Linked DNA regions of Homo sapiens: region 2 is linked to region 1. A link is an interaction called in ENCODE POLR2A ChIA-PET data of the cell type or tissue named here. Cell type or tissue: PC-9. All regions are shown on one strand.

What was found. ChIA-PET counts read pairs that join two places held together with the same protein. Peaks named below come from ENCODE experiments on the same cell type or tissue, not always from the same donor. Only the 100,000 strongest peaks of a DNase experiment are listed, where the experiment ranks them.
Region 2: POLR2A ChIA-PET joins it to region 1 with 9 read pairs; 2 of 35 experiments call an interaction of 5 or more read pairs at or near these places.

The regions. Positions count from the first base shown.
Region 1 is chr10:101,680,047-101,685,046 of GRCh38, forward strand. All of the region lies in intron 1 of FBXW4 (F-box and WD repeat domain containing 4), which reads right to left. Among named protein-coding and RNA genes, the nearest start is that of FBXW4, 13 kb to the right of the region's middle. In PC-9, no CTCF peak of the experiment used is centred here; no DNase peak of the experiment used is centred here; H3K27ac peaks cover 443 bases.
Region 2 is chr10:101,850,005-101,855,004 of GRCh38, forward strand. All of the region lies in intron 24 of ARMH3 (armadillo like helical domain containing 3), which reads right to left. LOC101927445 (a long non-coding RNA gene) reads left to right here and starts at 1,942. Exons shown (of 3, transcript XR_946261.3): 1 at 1,942-2,271. In PC-9, no CTCF peak of the experiment used is centred here; no DNase peak of the experiment used is centred here.

The sequences.
Region 1 (5,000 bases):
TGCACAAAAGTCATTATTTCATTCCTTTTTATGGCTGAGTAATATTCAAATACTGATTAAAATAGTAATAATAAATGCTGTTGATAAAACTTGTTGAATATCAATAGAGAAAAAAACTGATTTAGATTGCCATCTCATACCACAATATAATAAATTCCAAAAATATGAGGGTGAATTTAAAAGTTTAACTAGAAGAAAACAAAATATATACATATTTCAATGAAGAGCAGAGATAATTTCCCAATTGAAATGGGGATAATAGAAATTATTCTATTGAAGCAATAGAAATGTATCAATTATAAAGTATTTGAGTTTAATGCTATTAAATTTGAAATGCTACAGGAAGGGAAAAAAGATTAAAAGCAACAGAGTAGGGGAAAAATTTTAACTAACACTGTAGATATAAGTTTTCTCTCTAAAACTTTTAGGGAGCTGATAAAAATCTATCAAGATAACACCCTGTCTCCAATACCATATCATCCATGTCCAACAGAGGATAAGGACAGTCACAGTGTTCACAATATAAAACATTGGAGGAAACATCCCCCAAGAATAGTTTACAGGCATGTACATTAAAACAATTTTTAAAGTACACCTCACATCTATTAAGTAGAAAAAACTGACACTAGCTTTAATTTGATATAAGAGTGTGGATTTGGTTACATGTTGCTTATAGCACATTCAGCAGGTACAGTCTTTCAGAAAGGAATTCTGTTAAGACAAAAGTCATTAAATGACAGCTTATGATCTAGCATTTCTACTTTGAGCACTGTATCATGAAGAAATAATTCAAAAGAAAAAATTTTTACAAAGATATTTATAGCTGCAGCTATATATTAGAGCTAAAATCTGGAAATAGCCCGAAGGTCTGTCTGTGGAGGAGAATAGTATACTAATGCAATGGAATATACTGCCACTAGAAATGACAAATGTGAGGATTGCAAAACATTTTGGCAACAACTATAGCAAGTAATGGTATTTTTAAAACTAAGTTAAATTTATAAAGGTAGAGGTGGGGAGACACTACATAAAATTATGTCTCCATAAATAACAGGTCTAGGCTGGGCTTGGTGGCTCACAACTGTGATCCCAGCACTTTGGGAGGCCAAGGAGGGTGGACCACCTGAGGTCAGGAGTTTGAGACCAGCCTGGCCAACATGGTGAAACCCTGTCTCTACTAAAAATACAAAAATTAGCCAGGCGTTGTAGTGGGCGTCTGCAATCCCAGCTACTCGGGAGGCTAAGGCAAGAGAATTGCTTGAACCTGACAGGTGGAGGTTGCAGTGAGCCGAGATTACACCATTGCACTCCAGCCTGGGCGACAAGAGCGAAACTCCGTCTCAAAAAAAAAAAATAATAATAATAATAATAATAATACTAACAGGTCTAGGCTGGGCGCGGTGGCTCACGCCTGTAATCCCAGCACTTTGGGAGGCCGAGGCAGGCGGATCACGAGGTCAGGAGACAGAGACCATCCTGGCTAACGCAGTGAAACCCCGTCTCTACTAAAAATACAAAAAATTAGCCAGGCGTGGTGGCGGGCGCCTGTAGTCCCAGCTACTCGGAAGGCTGAGGTAGGAGAATGGCATGAACCCGGGAGGCAGCGCTTGCAGTGAGCTGAGATCGCGCCACTGCACTCCAGCCTGGGCGACAGAGCGAGACTCCGTCTCAAAATAATAATAATAATAATAATAATAATAATAATAATAATAACAGGTCTAAAGATGTTAATAGATGGTGCTTTATTAAGTGATCAATTGTTGAAAATATATCACATAATTGTTGACAGTTATGTCTTCCTATTTACCTTTAACTAAAGAGCAGATTAAATAAAACTGAAAAAGCACAGAAGGCAGACTTAGGAAACTGGGATCTATATCCCAATTCTACCGCTTACTAATTATACAACCCAGGTAACTAACTTCTCCAATTATCCATTTCTTCACCTATAAAATAAGGATAATATTTCACACAATTGTTTTTTAAAATGACACCTAAAACGAAGTACAATACATGTTATAAATCACTACAAAAAAAGTTAATTATCTTTACATAAGTATAGGTAGTAGATAATATCCATTAATGGTGTTGTCACTAATGTGACTCTAATAATCATTCGTTTTTCTTCTAATTAGTTTAGTTATAACTATTAGAAATTGTTCCTCCAATATCAAACATTTGTTATTTTTCAGGCTGAACAATTAGGACTTGGCTATACACATGTTAAGGCTAAAATCTTTTACTGAATTATTCTGTTGGGTGAATGTAGTCCCTGGTTTTAAATCACTATAGAGCCACCTACACTACCAGACTACTGCTGAGGACAGTAAAAGATACTTAACAGGATGGGCCAAAGGAACTGAAATCTAAATGAAAAAAAAAATAGACTTCCCTGTCTGCTCCTCGTATCTGCAAATCCCTCCCAGATATAAAGGAAGAAACTGTTTACAGTTATATCTCTTCTCTTGAATTAGGTCTAAAATTAATGAGTGGTGATGAAACTAAAAAGGGAGTACTCTGGATCATAGCAGGAAGAAAACGAAAGTAAAAGAATGGATATATTTCCTGAATTGGAATAAAGACAGCACTTCTCTCACCTCCCTGGTCACTTAACTGCCATGTGACACTTTACTAGGGGTCAAAATACTCCCCTGAGGGTTTGATCATAGCACCAAGAAACTTTCAAAGTTGAACTTTAGAAGCTGCTACCAAACAGCAGGTGCAGGCATCCTCTCCCAAGAAGAATATCATAATCAAAACACTTGGCTGTAGTCCTTCAAATTTAGACTTTGAAAAAAAAAAAAAGTTCAATTTGGCTTTGACTTGAAAAAGCTCTACTTTGTTAAAAACAATTTAACAACTCAGCTTTTTCATATCTTTTGTCTAACCATCTTGGATGGTTACAGTTTCCCTAGCTGTTGGCCAAATCATATCTATATTTTTATTGGCTTCAGCACCTGAAAAATCCAAAGAAATTTTTAATATATCTCCTTTCTCTGAAAACAGGTATCCCTCCATCCCTGTGGGAACGTGTCACTGCCAGTCAAAGGGGGTCAGGAGAACAAGGCAGCAGAAGAAAAGTACCTGAGAAGACAGGAGCAGGTACCCCTTGGAATTCACCAGGGACCCTTGCTCCCATCCTTGAAGAGGCCTCTGGCCAGCCATTTCTCCATATGGTTACTAATGTAAAGTGAGGGTGCTCCTCTCAAAAAAATGATTAGTGCCCTGTAAATAAATCTCTCCGTGGATGTTAATGCACAGAGGACCTGGCCCCGTGGGCCTGGCTGAACTGCCATTTTCCCAGCCCTCCTTCTCTTGCCTCAGGCTCATTTTTCCACTAGGCCCCTTCTCTCTCAGCTTTCCGGCACTTAGTAACCATTAGAGTTTGCATTCCTGGGCATATGACCTATTTTAAACAAAAACAACACAACATGCACCCACAGTAAGCTATCTGGCCCCTTCAAATCTTGGCAAGTGAGTCCAGAGGGACAGAAATTAATCTAGGCAGTTATCTAGAATGACCTTTCATTTCCCCTCTCCTTGCTCACACCCCAAAACCAAAAGCAAATAAATAAACCTAGTCTGAAGAAAACTGGCTGGGGGGAAGGAAGGGGAAGTGTAGGTATATCGAAGAGGTCTTAAACAACATAATCTCTGAGATCAGAAAACTCCTGGAACACAGATCAATTTCCCTCTCTGTCCCATCTCACAGCTTGATTCCCCTGGAAGCCACCAATGCTGACCAACTGCACGGATGGCATGATTTCCATAAGCATAACATCCTGCTGATTTGGAAGGAAACTCAGGAAAGGAAAGTGTCTCCAAGTGTACAACAAGGCCATGTCAAGGGGCACCAGGCCAAGGAGGGGAAAACAGGGTTACACAAAATGCTTGGGGCTTGGAATTTTATTTTATTTTAATTAATTAATTTTTTTGAGACAGGGTCTCACTGTGTCACCCAGGCTGGAGTGCAGTAGCACAATCTGGGCTCAACGCAACCTCCACCTCCCAGACTCAAGTGATTCTCCTGCCTCAGCCTCCCAAGTAGCTGGGATTACAGGCACATGCCACTCCTACCCAGCTAATTTTTTATTTTAGATGGAGTCTTGCTCTGTTGCCCAGGCTGGAGTGCAATGGCACAATCTCGGCTCACTGCAACCTCCGCCTCCCAGGTTCACGCCATTCTCCTGCCTCAGCCTCCCAAGGAGCTGGGACTACAGGCGCCCGCCACCATGCCCGGCTACTTTATTTTTGTAATTTTAGTAGAGACAGAGTTTCACCATGTTAGCCAGGATAGTCTCGATCTCCTGACCTTGTGATCCACCCGCCTTAGCCTCCCAAAGTGCTGGGATTACAGGCGTGAGCCACTGCGCCTGGCCTACCCAGCTAATTTTTGTATGTTTAATAGAGATGGGGTTTCACCATGTTGGCCAGGCTGGTCTTGAACTTCTGACCTCAAATGATCCACCTGCCTCGGCCTCCCAAAGTGCTGGTGTGAGCCACAGCACCAGGCCTTGGGGCTTGGAATTTTATATTAACACTATCTCTTGATTTCTCTTATCTTCTTTCTCTCCAGATTTTTCCCCAGATTGCCTGTTCTCACCAGTTCTTCTATCAATGCTAAGAACTTGGCTTTAGTGTAAAGTATTTAAGCAGCCAAAGATAAGAACCTTCTAACTTTTCATTTATACTTGCATTAGCCTGAATCTTCCAATAGCTTCAGTAGCAGAGGTTTATAATTAAGGTTCAAACAAAATTAATAAAAAATCTTTATATCATGTTAAATTGCTTATCCTTTTGGCCAAGGAACAGAGAATAGCCCCAAAATTCAGAGTGAAGGGAAACTGTAGGAAACATGCCAGCATGAGGACAAGACCATGCACAAAGAGGGCATGGAGCTGACTGAACTGACCCACAGCTCCCTTGAAAGACCCCCAGCTGTCAACCCACTTTACCCATTCAACTCACTTTTCATGCTTCACACTATGCAACTGGACTCC
Region 2 (5,000 bases), 170 kb after region 1:
ACCTTGCTTATTACTTATCTTCCAGAAAACAGCCTGGCTACAGGGAGCGATGCCTCAGGTTTCTGGGACCACTTTCTCTCTCTCTCTTTTTTTTTTTTTTTTTTTTTTTTTGAGACTGAGTCTTGCTCTGTCGCTCAGGCTGGAGTACAGTGACGTGATCTCAGTTCACTGCAACCTCTGCCTCCCAGGTTCAAGCGATTCTCCTGCCTCAGCCTCCCGAGTAGCTGGGACGACAGGGGCACATCACCACACCTGGCTGTTTTTTATATGTTTTAGTAGAGATGGTGTTTCGCCATGTTGGCCAGGCTGGTCTCGAACTCCTGACCTCAGGTGATCCACCTGCCTTGGCCTCCCAAAGTGCTGGGAGTACGGGTGTGAGCCATTGAGCCTGGCCAACTTTCTAATCTCTCTCTCTCTCTTTTTTTTTTTTTCCTTTTTGAGACAGAGTCTCACTCTGTCGCCCAGGCTGGAGTGCAGTGGTGCAATCTCAGCTCACTGCAACCTCTGCCTCCTGGGTTCAAGCAATTCTCATGCCTCAACCTCCTGAGTAGCTGGGATTACAGGTGTGTGCCATCATGCCCGGCTAATTTTTGTATTTTTAGTAGAGATGTGATTTCTCCATGTTGGCCAAGCTGGTCTCTAACTCCTGAACTCAGTTGATCCACCAGACTTGACCTCCAAAAGTGCTGGGATTACAGGCGTGAGCCACTGCACCCACCGCGACTTTCTCATCTCTTCTATTCCCTGCCTTTCCTGACCAGCCCAGCCTGGCCACCAAGTCTGTTTACTCTGAGTACGGCAAAAGAGCATGAGAAGAGGTTACAGAACAGTGAGCATCTCAGCTCACCAATATCCCTGACACCACAAATGTGCTCTCAGCCTTATCCTGAAGCTTTCCCTGGCCAGGCTGTCACAGTTGCTGAGTAAGACTTTGCCAATGTCTCCTTCCTTCTCCCGTTCTGGGAACCACATTTCTTCAGTCTTGGGATGTTCCTCAGCACCATCTGCTACTTGTTTTCATTGCTCAGTGCCAACTCAGTCTTCTTATCCAGTGCCTGGATTGAACTTTAGGGCATCCCAGCCTTTGGGTATAGGGTACGCTTTCAAGACTAAGCTAGAGCCTTTATTCTGTGGGGTTTTTCTCCCACAACATCTCTCTGATTTTCTATGCGGGGAGGATTCAGACTTCCACTGACTCCAGGAAACTTGACTATCTGTGGTTACAGAAAGAAGGGACTGTTCATAGCCAGGCCAGATGTGACTTCAGCTTGTAAGATCATGAATCAAAGGCAAGGACAATCAGGGGAGAGGCACTACACATCAAATCAGAAGTGAGCTAGGAAGAAAGGGGAGACCAAGAAAGGGGATGATCATTCACTCTGATCATCGGAGTGAAGTTGATCTGACCTGGAGGAAAGCCTATGGCATCATGGAGAGCTCCCTGCTCAGTAGGGAGCTTGGAGGAATTAGTGAGTGACAAGGAACACACAGCTCTGACAGAAGGGGGTTGGGGGTTGGGAAGAGGAAATAAGCCAGAGTCAGGATGGAGGACAGGCTCTTGAGGGGCCCAAAGGTGCCTCTGCACTGTTCCCTGCACCAGTCCAAATTTGTGCCAGGCAGACTTCACTTGGTAGCAAACACTCTGGCTGCCAAAAATTCCTGAGGAGAGAGAAGGGCTAGAGGGCACAGGGAAGGCTTGTGTCCCAATGGGAGAGTTACCGAGTTCGGTTTGGGAGGGAAGGAACAGCTAGGGCAAAGGGCTGGCCCAGCTTTCTCCCCTTCAGACACCCAGCTCTACAAGATCATTTTGCCTGGTGTGTCCCACAGACTGTAGTATAGGCTGGTTCCTCTGCTTCTCATTCCACTTGTCAGTTCTGTAGGCAGGAGGACTGGTACCCAGCAACAGCAGTCACCCACAAAGTAATCTGGTCCTCTCATGCACGTGGGCTGCACTCGTGGCTGGAATATCTGCAGCCAAGGTCTTGGCTCAGAAGTGAATGGCTCAAGCCCAGAAAAAGGCAAAATTCCTCCAAGATGGAAATCAGCCCCTAGGAACCAGGCAGAATAGAGTAATACATGTTTTCCTATGCCCTGAAATCTGGGGAGCCTCAGCAATGCTTAAGACCCAGCAACTTGGGCTCAGCCTTTCCTGAGCGGTGTCAAGTGCCAAAGGACAAACATCATGCTAAAGTCAATTTCTGCGAAAGAGGTTACTGCATATGAAGAGATGGCTGAACCTTCTGACTACATCCTGAGAGCCTCAGGCCGCAGGTAAGGCTGCTTTGATCACCTGGACTCTCTCCTCTTGCCAGGGCATGGTAGAAGGTCTAAGGTCTCACTTAGAAGAGTGATTTCTTCCTATCCCAATAAAGCTGGCTTTTGCCAGCATGGTTTAGTTTAGTTTGTTACAGGGAGGTGAGAGCAGAAAAGGTCCCTGAGCTACTAGCTCCTTGGAAGAAAACCAGAAGCAGCCGGACATGGTGGCTCACGCCTGTAATCCCAGCACTTTGGGAGGCCGAGGCGGGCAGATCACCTGAAGTCAGGAGTTCGAGACCAGCTTGGCCAACATGGTGAAACACCATCTGTACTAAAAATACAAACATTAGTGGTGGTGCGCACCTATAATCCCAGCAACTTTGGAGGCTGAGGCAGGAGAATTGCTTGAACCTGGAAGGCAGAGGATGCCATGCCATGAGCTGTGATCACGCCACTGCACTACTGCCTGGATGACAGAGCAAGACCTTGTCTCAAAAAAAAAAAAGAAAAGAAAAAGAAAAGAAAAAAATCCAGAAGCCTGGCTGGACTTATAGTGCCCATGATCTCAGCTCTCCTCTTGTCCAGACACTGCCCGTTGCCACCTCCCCCTTCCGTGGCCCTTTCTTTTTTTTTTCTTTTTTTGAGACAGTCTTGCTCTTGTCACCCAGGCTGAAGTGCAATGGCGCTATCTCAGCTCACTGCAGCCTCCACCTCACAGGTTCAAGCGATCCTCCTGCCTCAGCCTCCTGAGTAGCTGGGATTACAGGCGCCTGCCACCATGCTTGGCTAATTTTTTTTTTTTTTTTTTTTAGTAGAGACGGGGTTTCATGATATTGGCTAGGCTGGTCTCGAACTCCTGATCTCAGGTGCTCCACCCGCCTCAGTCTCTCAAAGTGCTGGGATTACAGGCGTGAGTCACAGCGCCCGGCCTTCCCTGGCCCTTTCTTGTGGGCTTACTTCCTTTCTTCCTCTTATACCTGAGGAAAGTTGCCTGTCAGTTCATCTAGTCTCTGCTGTCTCCTGCCCTTGTCACTTTTCTTTTACTCACAAAGGAAAAAGACATTCTAGGCTCAGGCCTGGGCCCCAACCCATCCAAGACTTCAGAACACTAGCAGGTACTTGCCTGGCCTGGGACTTTGCTTTCTGTAGCTCAGACTTAAGGAACATGTCTCATTTGAGTCTCAGCACTGGCCTGGGACATGGTGAGGGCCACACTTAGGGAGAGGGCCATCTCCCAGAGCCTCTGCCTAAAGGCCTGAGGCTTACCACAATTTGCAGCCTCAGTATCTGCTTCCTGGCAACTCTAAAGGTCCTTCTCAGGTTGAAATCCCTTTCCAATCCGTCAGGTAACAGTCTACGCCCCCGCAAGCACAAGGCTACCTTCTTTCATCGGCCGTTGGGCTTGTGGGCTTCCTAGAATCATGCCAACCACCTCAGCCCAAGGTAGCCTCAAAGCCAGTAAGTCACCTACAGGTCACATGCTCTCCAAGGAATCCTCACACCACCACCTATGACCCTTAGGAGACAGACACTTGGGTCTTGGCAAGAGCCTGATAGAAAGTTAACTGAGCTGACCAGGCACGATGGCTCATGCCTGTAATCCCAGCACTTTGGGAGGTCGAGGCGGATGGATCGCGAGGTTAAGAGTTCGAGACCAGCCTGGCCAAGATGGTGAAGCCCCGTCTCTACTAAAAATACAAAAATTAGCTGGGTGCAGTGGTAGGTGCCTGTAATCCCAGCTACTCGGGAGGCTGAGGCAGGAGAATCACTTGAACCCAGGAGGCGGAGGTTGCAGTGAGCCGAGATCACACCACTGCACTCCAGCCTGGGCAACAGAGCGAGACTCCGTCTCAAAAAAAAAGAAAGAAAATTAACTGAGCTGGGAGTCCTACTCTTGTTATGGGACTTCAGACAATTCACCTAGCCTCTTGTTATGGGACTTCAGACAATTCACCTAGCCTCTGTGAGTCTCAGCCCTTTTTTCTATAAAATGGAACTTGAACTCACCTTCCTAAAATGACATGGGAATAAAAGTTTTTAAGTTCCTGAATAAAAGTTTTAAGTAACATACAATTGATGGAAACACTGTCATCCCAATGGCTACACAGCTACCTAGACAGCTCCTATGACTCAAAAGTAACTACTTTCACAGTCCAGGAAGTACCTACCTATTTCAAACTGTCCCAAAGATTCTATGTGCGTAAGTGATTCTTCACCACAAAGGAACAACTTCTGGGTTCAAGTGGAAGACAAGGAATACACAAATGGCCTCAGTTTCAAGTATCTCATGCCCTCTTCTTTGCCTTAAAACACTTTGCCTCAACTTAGGCGAGGGGAAAACAAAGTGGGCAATGTTTGGGAAGGCCTAAACATCTGCCCCTGAAGCCTCTGGAGGTAAGGGGCCTGAGAGGACAGCAAAGCCATCAAGAACATAGGATTGAGGTCAGAGACCTAAGTTTTAGTTCCCAGTCAACCACTAATTAGCAAAATAAATTTATACAAGTTTCTTAATGTCTTTGAGCCTCAGTTTTCAGTATCTATAAAATGAAGACAACACCATCTACATCTTATAAGGCTGATGTGAGGATAACATGAGATTAACGATTGTACAATGCCTGGCACATAATCAATAGTCAATAATGGTTACTAATTTTATAATGAAAGTCTTTCTGGTGACAAGGAGTATTTGGAGTTCTGGCTATCTCAAGATAGTTCTAATGATAAGCCAGGGGCTAGGGCCTCAT